Linked DNA regions of Homo sapiens: region 1 is linked to region 2. Evidence: chromatin contacts called from ENCODE Hi-C or POLR2A ChIA-PET data. All regions are on one chromosome and are shown on one strand. Each heading gives the region's core, a stretch centred on a gene start or an enhancer-like site at or near the end of the contact. The rest is flanking DNA. Distances are from core to core; before and after follow the strand shown. Region 1 overlaps AGO3 (argonaute RISC catalytic component 3). Region 2 overlaps AGO1 (argonaute RISC component 1).

Region 1 (6,728 bases), core at 3,411-5,910, 140 kb after region 2:
TTTTTTTAGATTAATGAGAAAAGATTATAAACTGAAATTTAGTAAAAACAAAGCAAGTAAATATATGATAAGTTTGTTTTTATTCATAGTTAAAGAAAAATACAGGCCAGATGCAGTGGCTTATGCCTGTAATCCCAGCATTTTGAGAAGCCAAGGTGGGCAGATTGCTTGAGTTCAGGAATTCAAGACTAGTCTGAGCAACATGGCGAAACCTCATATCTGCAAAAAAATAGAAAAATTAGCCAGGCATGGTAGTACACATCTGTGGTCCTAGCTACTTGGGAGGCTGAGATAGGAAGATCACTTGAGCCAGTAGGTGGAGGTTGCAGTGAGCCAAGATCATGCCACTGCACTCCAGCAGCCTGGGCAACAGAGCGAGACCCTTTCTCAAAAAAAAAAAAAAAAGAGAGAAGAAAAGTACAAATCAATAAAGGGAAAAATTTTGTGCTGCTAAATTAGCAAACATATTTAAATATTATAATACCTAGTGCTTGTGAGTATGCAGTGTATTAATACGTTGCTGATGGTAGTATAAATTGATATTACCTTTTTCATCAAAACTGTAAACATGCCTGGGCTGGTCTCGAACTCCTGGCCTCAAGTCATCCTCCCGCCTCAGCCTCCCAATGCTGGGATTACAGGCATGTGCCACTGCTCCTGGCCCCTCCTGGTTTTAATTGAGCATTTTGTATAATTCTATTTTTCATTCTCTTTTAACATATTAGTTAGACTTCCTTTAAAAATTTTTGTAGTGTTTTCCCTAGACTTTTTAATATATATTTACAACTAATCTGAGTCTACTTTTAGGTAACATTATACCACTTCTTAGATAGTATAGAGATACCTTGTAACAGAATACTCCCAATTTTTCCCTTCTGTACCTTATATTTCTGTCATTTATTTCACTTATCCATAAGCTATAACTACCCAATACACTGTTGCTATTACTATTTTGAACAAATAATCATCTATTAGCTCAATTAAGAATATGAAAATACAAGATTTTATTTTACCTTTATTTATTTGCTGACCTTCAACCTTCCTCCTTACTTTTGTTTTGTTTTGTTTTTTAGAGACAGGTCTTGCTATGTTGCCCATGCTGGTCAGTGGCTATTGTCAGGCATGACCATAGTGCACTGCAGCCCCAAACTCCTGGGCTCAAGTACTCTACCCACCTCAGCCTCCCCAGTAGCTGGTACTACAGGCATGACCCACACTGTACCCTGCTTTTCCTTCATTTATGATTTCTGATCTGTATCATTTTCCTTCTCTCTGGAAAATTCTTTTAATATTTCTTGCCAAGCATTTCTACCAGCAACAAATACCCTGTTTTTATTTGTTTGAGAAACTCTTTATTTCTCCTTCATTTTTTTTTTTGAGCCACATAATGATTTAATGTTTACTTGCAAATCATTCACTCACATAATTTCAAGTACTAAGTCATTCTGGAATTCTTACATTCTGACATTAAGAACATTCACATGTTGTGCAGCCATCATCACTATCCATTTCCAGAACTTTTTTCCATCATCCCAAACTGAAACTCTTTATCCATTAACCAATAACTTTAATATCCTATTAAACCTCACGTAACCCCTGGAAAGCACTGTTCTACTTTCCGCTTCCATGAATTTGACTATTCTAGTTTCCTTATGTACATGAGTCCTACAATATTTGGCTTTTGGCATAATATCCTCAAGGTTCATCCATGTTGTACTATATGTCAGAATTTTCTTCCTTTTTTGGGCCAAATAATATTCCATTGTTTGTATATGTGTGTGTGGGGGGGCGGGGGGTGTGTGTGTGTGTGTATACACCACATCTTGTTTATTCTTCTGTTGATGGACACTTGGGTTGCTTCTACACTTTAGCTATCATGAGTAATGCTGCTATGAACATAGGTGTACAAATATCTCTTCACAACCCTGTTTTCAGCTATTCTGGGTATACATCTAATAAGTGTCATTGCTGCATCATATGGTAATTCTATTTTTAATTTTCTGAGGAACCTCCACAGTGTTTTCCACAGTGGCTGCACCATTTTACATGCCCACCAACAGCGCACAGGAGTTCCAGTTTCTCCACATCCTTGCCCCAATGTTTGTTATTCTCTGGCTTTTTGATAGTAGCCATCCTAATGGGTGTGAAGTGGTATCTCATAATGTCTTTGATTTTGCATTTTCCTAAATGATTAGAGACGTTGGGCATCTTTTCATGTGCTTATGGGTCATTTTTCTGTTTATCTTCTTTAGAGAAATGTGTATTGTCATTTGTCCTTTTTTTTAAGGCAAGGTCTCACTCTGTCACCCAGACTGGAGTGCAATGACACGATCATAGTTCACTGCAGCCTCCATCTCCTAGGCCCATGCAATCCTCTTGCCTCAGCCTCCTGAGTAGCTAGAACTAAAAGCACATACCATCATGCCTGGCTAATTAAAAAAAAAATTTGGCAGGGATGGGGTCTTGATTTGTTGCCTAAGCTGGTCTCTAACTCCTGGGCTCAAGCAATCCGCCTCAGCCTACCAAAGTGCTGGGATTACAGGTGTGAGACATTGCACCCATTTTTCTATGTTTTTTATATATAAGAAGTTATGCTGGGTGCAGTGGCTCACACCTGTAATCCCAGCACTTTGGGAGGCCAAGACGGGTGGATCACTTGAGGTCAGGCGTTCAAAACCAGCGTGGCCAACATGGCAAGACCCCATCTCTACTAAAAATACAGAAATTGGCTGGGCGTAGTGGCTCATGCCTGTAATCCCAGCACTTTGGGAGGCCAAGGCGGGTGGATCACCTGAGGTCAGGAGTTCAAGACCAGCCTGGCCAATGTGGTGAAACTCCATCTCTACTAAAAATACAAAAAAAAAAAATTATCAGGGCATGGTGGCAGGTGCCTGTAATCCCAGCTACTTCAAGAGGCTGAGGCAGGAGAATCACTTGAACCCAGAAGGCAGAGGTTGCAGTGAACCGAGATTGCGCCGTTGCACTCCAGCCCTGGGCAACAAGAGCGAAACTCTTATCTCAAAAATAAAAAATAAAAACAAAAAAAATAAAAAGTAAATAAAAATACAGAAATTAGCTAGGTGAGGTGGTGCACACCTGTAATCCCAGCTACTCGGGAGGCTGAGGTAGGAGAACTGCTTGAACCCAGGAGGCAGAGGTTGCAGTGAGCTGAGATCGCGCCACTGCACTCTACCCTGGGTGACAGAATGTGACTCCATCTCAAAAAAAAAAAAAGAAGTTATGGCTGGGTGCAGTGGCTCTTGCCTGTAATCCCAACACTTTGGGAGGCTGGAGCAGGAGGATCACTTGAGCTTAGGAGTTTGAGACCAGGCTGGGCACCATGGTGAGACCTCCCTCATCTCTACTTAAATAAAAAAAAAAAGGCTTGGTGTGGTGGTGCATGCCTGTAGTTCCAGCCACTTGGGAGGCTGAGGCAAGAGGATCGCTTTAGCTCAGGAGGTCGAGACTACAGTGATGCATGATCATGCCACTGCACTCCAGCCTGGGTGACAGAGTGAGATCCTCTCAAAAAAAAAAAAAAAAGTTATATACACCGAAATATTTATGATGGTTATAATGGCAGAGGAGAGGAAAGGAACAGGGGACTTTTGTTCTTTGCGCTATAATACCTCTGAATTTTTAAATTAAAGATAAGAGAATAGGATTGAAAGCTGTAAGTGTACTGTGATTACAAGTACATTAAAATAATATAAATGAGAAAATTATTGGAAGAGAGTACTATAAAACGATAACAAGGGATTATGTGCATGTTTCACTTTATGCTTTTCAGTTATTGCAGTTATGCTATGGCAAAAATATACCTTTTTATACAAAGAAGAAAACAACTAGAAAAATTGTCACTAAATACTTAAGCTAGTCTTCAAAGCAGTATACTTTCAATTTTAACAGCATCGCCTTAGTACTGTATTGGCATAATTTTTGGTATCCTGTAATACAATGATGGATTTTAAGGGGGAAACATAGTAGCTTTATTTTCAGTATGTAAAATTATTTTCAGGTCTTTTTTTCTGACTAGAGGTTTTGCATCTATTCCATAGCGGAAGTGAAACGTGTAGGAGACACACTTTTGGGTATGGCTACACAATGTGTTCAAGTCAAGAATGTAATAAAAACATCTCCTCAAACTCTGTCAAACTTGTGCCTAAAGATAAATGTTAAACTCGGAGGGATCAATAATATTCTTGTACCTCATCAAAGGTAAGATATGCTAATCGCTTATGAAAATATTATTTTTATATCTTCATTTGTCTATATATGACCATATCTAACTACTATAAGGGCTGTGTAAGAGACCCCCTTAATAATTCCTACTATGGGAGATTCGTAGACATTTTGGTAAAAAAATAATTTGGATTGGCAAGGTTCAGAGATTCTCTTGTGAAAATGCCCCCCACAATTTTATTTTATCTTATTTTTTAAGGAAAGAATGAAGCAAAGCAACAAAAGCAGAGATTTACTGAAAATGAAAGTACACTCCAGAGGGTGGGAGCAGGCTCAAGCCCCAAAAATTTTCATTTAGTATGCAAAGTACCTCTTACCTAGCCAGAAAGTATCCAGTGCTTTATTTCTCACTGGAGAGCCCAGCTTGAAGAATTTTCACTTTATTTGGTAATCATCTTCAACCTGGTTTCATGAGACTACTCACCTACCTGGAATGTGAAGGAGAGAAGGAACTGGGAGCCCAGATTAGTCAATTAAGTAAGCCATATCAGCCTTCCTGCTATAGTCAGTGAGAAAACACATTACTGTTAGATCACCCTTCTTAGAGCTGGAGCTCTTAGGAAGTAAGAGACAACATGACCTAGAAACAGGAGGTAGCTTATTGTGCAAGTCACTGAGGAAGAGGTCATTTTTCAGAGAATTGAACAAGTTCCCTTTTAATAGTTGAAGCAATTAGGCCTCAAAAAAGTTAACTGTACACCACAAATAAACATTAGAATAAGAATTGGCCCATGTTTGTTTGACACAAAAGTCCTTTTTTTCCTGTTTTTCCATGCCATCTCTACTTTCTACCCCTGTTAAATATGAGATGAGATCCGTAAATGAGATAAATAAAGAATTTTATCAACAAGCCCAACATGGTGAAACTTTATCTCTACAAAAAAATAGAAAGATTAGCCATGTGTGGTGGCATGTGCCTGTCGTTCCAGCTACTCCAGAGGCTGAGGTGGGAGGATTACCTGAGCCCAGGGAAGTCAAGGCTGCAGTGAACTGTGATTACGCCACTGCACTCCAGCCTGGGCAACACAGTGAGACCCTGTCTCAAAAAAACAATAATAACATAAAGTAAAATAAAAGGAAGTCCTAGCTTCCTTTATGACCATTGAATATATGTTACTCAAATTTATACTTTTGGCCAGGGAGTGGGAGTAGTGGATTCCCAAAATCCCTTCCAGTCTGAAGTGTAATGATTCCTTTTTCCCTTGAGAGATTACATAGGTTTAAAATATAAGTCTTTTTTTAAAGAGTGATAAAAATTTGTGGATCATAAGGAAGTTTATAATTTTGTGCCCATGTTGGAGAATACTAGCATCTGTTAATATTAATACAGCCCTTTTCAACCACCAGCACCACTATTTTAGATAAAATTCTGCTGTGAATAAAACTTTGGATTGGCCGGGTGCGGTGGCTCACGCCTGTAATCCCAGCACTTTGGGAGGCCAAGGCAGGTGGATCACAGGGTCAGGAGATCGAGACCATCCTGGCTAACATGGTGAAACCCCATCTCTACTAAAAAATACAAAAAATTAGCCGGGTGTGGTGGCGGGCGCCTGTAGTCCCAGCTACTTGGGAGGCTAAGGCAGGAGAATGGCATGAACTTGGGAGGTGGAGCTTGCAGTGAGCCGAGATCGTGCCACTGCACTCCAGCCTGGGTGACAGAGCGAGACTCCGTCTCAAAAAAAAAAAAAAAAAAAAATTTGGATTACATAGGACTTCCTCTGTGCTGTCAATAACTTGAAGTTACGTTGCAATTGTGTGAAACAGATAAATGGATACTGAAAAAATGAAATATCTAACCCTTTTTCAAAATGTGTTTAAGACCTTCTGTGTTCCAGCAACCAGTGATCTTTTTGGGAGCCGATGTCACTCATCCACCTGCTGGTGATGGAAAGAAGCCTTCTATTGCTGCTGTGAGTGTTAGCCAGGTTTATCTTACCTAAGGTTGACAGACCAGTATCAATTTTGCAGTTTCAACTTTTTGAATTTTAATATTTTCTTTGTAGCCAACTTTCATAAATGTTCTTTGGGTTTTTGAAAAGAATGATTATTCTCTGGTTTGGAGTTTGGAAGTTCCATATGTATCTATTAAATCAAGTTTGCTAGTTATATTATTCAAATCTTCTGTATTATACTTTAATTTGTCTACTTGACCTCTCCATGATTATGCATTTTTAGTTACTTTTTGTTGTTTTGAATAGTTTGTTTGTATATTTCAGTAATGTCTTTGTCATAGAAAGATACACTACATATAAGCTTGGTGGATTACATTTTTTATATATAAAATGTCTCCCACCTTCATCCAGGTCAATACTTTGCACCTGAATTCTTTTATTTTATTTTATTTTATTTATTTTTTTCAGACAAAGTTATCTTGTTGCCCAGGCTAGAGTGCAATGACACAATCTCGGCTCACTGCAACCTTCATCTCCCAGGTTCAAGCGATTATCCTGCCTCAGCCTCCCGAGTAGCTGGGATTACAGGCACCT
Region 2 (6,534 bases), core at 3,100-5,599:
CATACCCAGATAATTTTTTGGTATTTTTAGTAGAGACAGGGTTTCACCATGTTGACCAGGCTGGTCTCAAACTCCTAACCTCAGATGATCTGCCTACCTAGGCCTCCCAAAGTACTGGGATTACAGGCGTGAGCCACCGTGCCTGACCAATTGTTACCATTCTCTTCTTTTTTTGAGACGGAGTTTCACTCTGTCATCCAGGCTAGAGTGCAGTGGCGTGATCTCGGCTCACTGCAACCTCTGCCTCCCGGGTTCAAGCGATTCTTCTGCCTCAGCCTCCCTAGTAGCTGGGATTACAGGCACCCACCACCACGCCTGGCTAATTTTTGTATTTTTAGTAGAGACAGGGTTTCACTATGTTGGCCAGGCTGGTCTCAAACTCCTGACCTCAAGCAGTCTGCCCGCCTCAGCCTTCCAAAGTGCTGGGATTACAGGCATGACCCATCATGCCCGGCCAATTGTTACCATTCTTGAATATGCTTCCAGATACTTTTCTACATATATACAGGCATATATGCACATATAACATTTTTAAACACCCAAAACATAGGGTTCTTTATACATTGTTCTATACTTTGCATTTTTCCACTTAACAATATATTTTTGAAGATATTACATACCGGCACATATGGATCTGCCTCATTCTTTTGCATAGGTTGAGTGGCTGTAATATAACTTATGTAATAAATCTATTGAGGAACATTTGAGTCTAAATTCTGCTACTAAAATGAAACTGTTGAATATTATTATATATAGATTCATTTTTGCACTCATATGAGTATATTTGTAGGATAAATTGCTAGGAGTGGGACTGTTGGCCTAATACATTTCAGAGTTTTCAGATATTGCAACTTGTTTTTAAAGGTAAGTTGTATCAACTTATACTCCCATCAATAAGGCATCAGAGTGTGTCTTCCTATACCTGCACCAATCTAATATTTCAGATTTTTTTGATCTTTGGCATTCTGATCTTGGTCTAATTTTAAATTATATTTTTCTAATAAGTGAAGTTGAATATATTTTCGTATGTTTAAAAATAATGTATGGAAGGGGCATTTTGAGTATAAGAAGAAAGGAGAAAAATTGATGCACACACATATAAATATGTTTGTGTATATGTCTGGAAACTCGAGGGTGGCCTTGCGTACTATCCTCTGCCTTTTTCAATATTAGAGCTGCTTCCTGGTAGGAGACAAGTACGGGGTCTGGAGTTAGAGGCTAGTGGAGAAAGTTCTACATAGTCTACATAGTGTAGGAGGGATAGAAGTAATCAGGGACATGAAAAAGATTGCTAGGCAGCACTGAAGCCTAATTGGGATTGAAACCATATGATCACAGTGCTTCTAATGTACCATTTTGAGTTATCCAGTAGTAGTCAAGAACTTTGATCTAGAAAGTGTGAAGGTCAGTTGGTCAGATAAACTGGAATTTTGAAGGAATAATGGACACCCTGGGGTCTAAGTTTCAGAGGTCAGGAAGTAAGAGATGGTAATGGAGAAAAAATAGGGTGGTGAGACTAAGTGCTTCAGAGAGATGGAAGAGATGAGATTTTTCTTCCACAGTTTATTCTTATTCCAGTTCACATCTCTTCTACCTTTTTTGCTTATCAGATCTGGGATTAGAGATCTGGGATTAGATTGGAGCAGCCTAGATTCTGTTCCTGATTTTTTTGTTTTGTTTTGTTTTAATTTATTTTTTATTTTTTATTTTTTTTTTGAGACGGAGTCTCACTTTATCGTCCAGGCTGGAGTGCAGTGGCATGATCTCGGCTCACTGCAACCTCTGCCTCTCAGGCTCAAGTGATCCTCCCGCTTCAGCCTCCTGAGTAGCTGGGACTGTAGGCACACACCACCTTGCCTGACTAATTTTTGTATTTTTTGTAGAGATGGAGTTTCTCCATGTTGCCCAGGCTGGTCTCAACCTTGGGAGCTCAAGCAAATTGCCCGCCTTGGCCTCCCAAAGTGCTGGGATTATAGGCATGATCCACTGCACCTGGCCATCCTTTTTTTTTGTTTTTTGTTTTTTTTTTGAGACAGGGTCTCGCTGTGTCCCCCAGGCCGGAGTGCAGTGGTGTGATTATAGCTCACTGTAACCCCAAACTCCCAGCCTCAGGTGATCCTCCTGCCTCAGCCTCCCAAACAACTGGGATTATAGGCACATGCCACCATACCCAGCTAATTACAAACATTTTATTTTTTTGTAGAAGATACGGTCTCACTCTGTTGCCTAGTCTAGCCTTGAGCTCCTAGGCCCAAGTGATCCTCCTGCCTTGGCTGCCCAAGTACTGGGATTACAGGTGTGAGCCACCATACTTAGCCCTATTCCTGATTGTTGATAGACCCTGGAGTCAAGCTTTTCTCCCTTTAGCCTCCCCCTCTTCTCAGAAGGCACTCACACCACTCTTTCAGGTCCATTACAGCCTTGGTGATCTGAGGACCAGCAGTGTCACTTAGGAGCATGCTAGAAATGCAGAATTTCAGGCTTCGCTCTAGACCTGCTGAATCAGAAGCTACATTTTAATAAAATCTCCAGGTGATTCATAGGAATATTAAAGTTTGAGAAGCACTGTCATAGAGTAGATGTTAGGAGTGAGTATAATAGATGGGACATTGCCTGGACTTTGAATTACTTCCAAAACTTGAAGTGGTGGTAGTCTCTCAGCTTCCACAGGCCACTCCTATCCCCCACAGGGAAGTGGTGGAATACATGGTCCAGCATTTCAAGCCTCAGATCTTTGGTGATCGCAAGCCTGTGTATGATGGAAAGAAGAACATTTACACTGTCACAGCACTGCCCATTGGCAACGAACGGGTAAGGTTGGGAGTCAGGCTAGGCCTGTGTCAGGGGTCTGGGGTAGAACCAAGCTCATGTAAGCCTCTTTGGAGATCCAGAGATCCTTTTCATCTTTTGTGCTGAGAAAGTATGTTTTAGGGTGAGGGGTGGGTAGGTGCTGATGTTTATTTAGTCTATCATGTGCCTGTCCGTGTCCTAAACAGATTGAGATTAGACTTAAAATAGACCTAAGGGCTTCCTGCTAGGCTGAGAGGTAGTTGAGAGGAACAGAAGCACTGAGCCAAGGTGGCTAGAACCTAAGGGGCTAGACTTACTCTGGATTTTCATTATGAGCCCCTATCAACTTGAAAAACATGTTCTCAGCAAATCCATGGAGTTGGGGGTCATTCTCGCAGAGCAATGGCAATCCTTCATCCCTTTCTTTCACCCTCCTGAAGGTCGACTTTGAGGTGACAATCCCTGGGGAAGGGAAGGATCGAATCTTTAAGGTCTCCATCAAGTGGCTAGCCATTGTGAGCTGGCGAATGCTGCATGAGGCCCTGGTCAGCGGCCAGATCCCTGTTCCCTTGGAGTCTGTGCAAGCCCTGGATGTGGCCATGAGGCACCTGGCATCCATGAGGTATTGGGTGTAGTTAGTATCTGGGCTACTAGTGTTGGCAGAACTGCTGTCAGGGGAGGAGGGGGAGCACATATTAAGGTCCCACAGAGTGCCATTAAAAAAAAAAATTATTTGAAGCCCTACCACTTGCCAGGCAAATGTGTATTTATATTTAGATGGTTTAAAGCCCTGGCCCTGAACTTCTTAGATATCTTTGGGCCTCATCCCATCTGTCCCTGCAGGGCAGAGAGAAGGTAGAAACTTGTACAAGGTCAGTCATACAACTAGTAAAGCATCAGAGCTGGCATTAAAGCCCCGGTGTCCTGCCTTTCAGGCCAGGGCTCCTCCGTGCCCAGGATGCCTCACAGGGTGGGGGCCTGTGCCCGAGGGACCAGTTCTCTGCCTGTCCCTGCCAGGTACACCCCTGTGGGCCGCTCCTTCTTCTCACCGCCTGAGGGCTACTACCACCCGCTGGGGGGTGGGCGCGAGGTCTGGTTCGGCTTTCACCAGTCTGTGCGCCCTGCCATGTGGAAGATGATGCTCAACATTGATGGTGAGTGGGGAGAGCTATGGAGCCAGGGGCACCCCAAGTCCAGTGACCACACTCCCAGCCTCATCCCTCCCAGCTCTGCAACCACACTCCTAGTCTAATTCCTACAGCCCTGGCACCCCCTTCCCCCATCCCAATGCCCTTTAAGGAAGAGGGTATAAATTGCTGTGCCTCCATGTATTGTGGAAGACAGAACCTGAGCTGAGCTATCTTTACCCTGTCCCCACAGTCTCAGCCACTGCCTTTTATAAGGCACAGCCAGTGATTGAGTTCATGTGTGAGGTGCTGGACATCAGGAACATAGATGAGCAGCCCAAGCCCCTCACGGACTCTCAGCGCGTTCGCTTCACCAAGGAGATCAAGGGTGAGGACCCAACAGGAGGGGAAGGGAAACAGCGCCACTTTAGCCCTAAGAGGAAATCCCCTTGGGGTATGCTCAGGGGAGAGACCAAGCCTGGGCACATGAGCAACCTATTTTAGCCCTGACAAGCAGTGTGTGTATCTCAGGCCTGAAGGTGGAAGTCACCCACTGTGGACAGATGAAGAGGAAGTACCGCGTGTGTAATGTTACCCGTCGCCCTGCTAGCCATCAGACGTAAGTTGGCAGGGGTGCTGAGTCATACTTTGTTGGTGGAGAAGGGCTGAGATTTAAAACTATCTTTCCCTCCCTCCCTCCCCCACTGGCCTTGAGAATGAGCCTTGGGGACTGGCCCTGTTTTTGAAGATAAGCTGTGGGAATTTGGCATCCTTTCTCAACCTTCTCTGATCTGTTGATACTCTCCCTACCATTTTTACCTTCTTGATCTCCTCGCCTCTTTGGTTCCTTACTTGAGAACAAGTGTGTTCTCTGATTCCTGTTAGGGTTAGGCAAATGTTAGAATCTCTCTCAAATTATTCTTTCTCTTGAAAAAAGAAAGCGAGGCTCCTGGGCTCCTTGGGGAAGCTGTCATTGATTCCATTCCCATTCTTGACCTTAGGCTATACTGATTATTATGAGTGTCTACTCTGTGTCAGGCTTTATGCTCAACATTGGAAATAAATGAGTCAGATAGTGTCCTGACTTCTGACTTTTGTGGAACTTGCCTTTCAAACCTTTGGCTTCTCTCTTGGAGCCCTGTATGTCCTGTTTTCCCATGAGTGGCAATGCTCAAAGAAGTTGGATAGGATGAAGCAAAGTCTGGGACTTCCTTCCTGCACATCATATTGGGGCCAAATGAAAAAGGAAAAAATCTGAGGCTTCCATGGTTGTGGGTCTAGAGAAGTGGGACTGAATGCTGGGTTATGACACCCCCTTCCTTCCCTTCTTCTGAACAGATTCCCCTTACAGCTGGAGAGTGGACAGACTGTGGAGTGCACAGTGGCACAGTATTTCAAGCAGAAATATAACCTTCAGCTCAAGTATCCCCATCTGCCCTGCCTACAAGTTGGCCAGGAACAAAAGCATACCTACCTTCCCCTAGAGGTGAGATTGCCAAGTAATGGCTGGGGAATAGGCATTGTATATACCTGCATGCTGATCATCAGATGTCTGTTCTTTCATTTTGAAGTTTGGAAAACTGACATTCTGAGAAGGTATGAGGTAGTTCTCCTGTGAAATAGAGGCCTCATTCTTACCTGCTAAGTTGTTTCCTTATCCCCCATCCTACTCTCATGTTCTTTCAGGGCTGCCAGGCAGAGACAAGCTGAATTTACTGTTTAATAAGTAATTAGTTCGTAGAGGACAGAGATTTTAGATACCCACACTCATGTTCTCTTAATTTCTCTTCCCCTGTTGTTTAGAGCTGGGATCCTAAGTGACCTGAAGATATAAGTCTACCTTATTCTTCACAAACTGGTGATAAATACTACCTATAATGTAAATCATGTTTCTCCAAGGATTAATGTGTTCCTTTTGAAAAAGTTTTAGCCCCAAGATTGTCATACTTTTATAAGTCAGTAGACCTTTGGAATTCTGCAACTAGAGGAGGAATAGTAACTAACACTAAGTTATAGAATACAAATACAGAATCACTGGGCTATATTTTGTTTGGTATATACTAGCCAAAATATTGAATGAGAAACTACTGCCTACTGCTTCATTGTCTCGTCCAATGCTACTCAAAAAGTGTGGTCATGTGTACCAATAGGATAGGCATTACCTGAGAGCTTGCTTAAAATGCAGATTTCAGATTCCACCCATACCGACTGAATCAGAATCTTTTTTTTTTTTGAGATGGAGTTTCGTTCTTGTTGCCCAGGCTGGAGTGCAATGGCATGATGTTGGCTCACTGCAACCTCTGCCTCCCGGGTTCAAGTGATTCTCCTGCCTCAGCCTCCTGAGTAGTTGGAATTACAGGCATGCGCCACCACACCCAGCTAATTTTGTATTTTTAGTAGAGACGGGGTTTCTCCATGTTGGTCAGGCTGGTCTCGAACTCCTGACCTCAGGTGATCTGCCCACCTTGGCCTCCCAAAGTGCTGGGATTACAGGTGTGAGCCACCGTGCCCAGCCAGAATCTGTCCTTTAACAAGATCCAAAGGGAATGTACATTAACGTTGGAGAAGCACTGTACTAGACTACCCTCTTTTTCTTTTTTGTTTTTTTGAGACAGAG

The links. A loop is a pair of places that touch in the nucleus more often than their neighbours do. ChIA-PET counts read pairs that join two places held with the same protein, here RNA polymerase II (POLR2A). Pooled maps may share reads with other maps.
Region 1: POLR2A ChIA-PET joins it to region 2 with 15 read pairs in H1. The contact joins two enhancer-like sites. A Hi-C loop is called at or near these places in 7 of 37 single-sample maps with no recorded cell type and 3 of 50 pooled maps. POLR2A ChIA-PET finds 5 or more read pairs at or near these places in 7 of 52 experiments (BJ, GM12878, H1 and 4 more).

The regions. Positions count from the first base shown.
Region 1 is chr1:36,030,116-36,036,843 of GRCh38, forward strand. It overlaps AGO3 (argonaute RISC catalytic component 3), which reads left to right. Exons shown (of 19, transcript NM_024852.4): 13 at 4,059-4,218; 14 at 6,062-6,152. Among named protein-coding and RNA genes, the nearest start is that of TEKT2, 51 kb to the right of the region's middle. RefSeq lists an enhancer at 4,178-5,377. Within about 2 kb of position 4,661, at least 4 of the 41 ENCODE cell types and tissues checked have a DNase peak (open chromatin) inside an H3K27ac peak, as active enhancers do.
Region 2 is chr1:35,889,867-35,896,400 of GRCh38, forward strand. AGO1 (argonaute RISC component 1) reads left to right here. Exons shown (of 19, transcript NM_012199.5): 3 at 2,691-2,811; 4 at 3,231-3,412; 5 at 3,808-3,944; 6 at 4,171-4,305; 7 at 4,449-4,536; 8 at 5,256-5,403. Among named protein-coding and RNA genes, the nearest start is that of AGO1, 9.9 kb to the left of the region's middle. RefSeq lists enhancers at 4,273-4,322, 4,322-5,521. Within about 2 kb of position 4,350, at least 11 of the 41 ENCODE cell types and tissues checked have a DNase peak (open chromatin) inside an H3K27ac peak, as active enhancers do.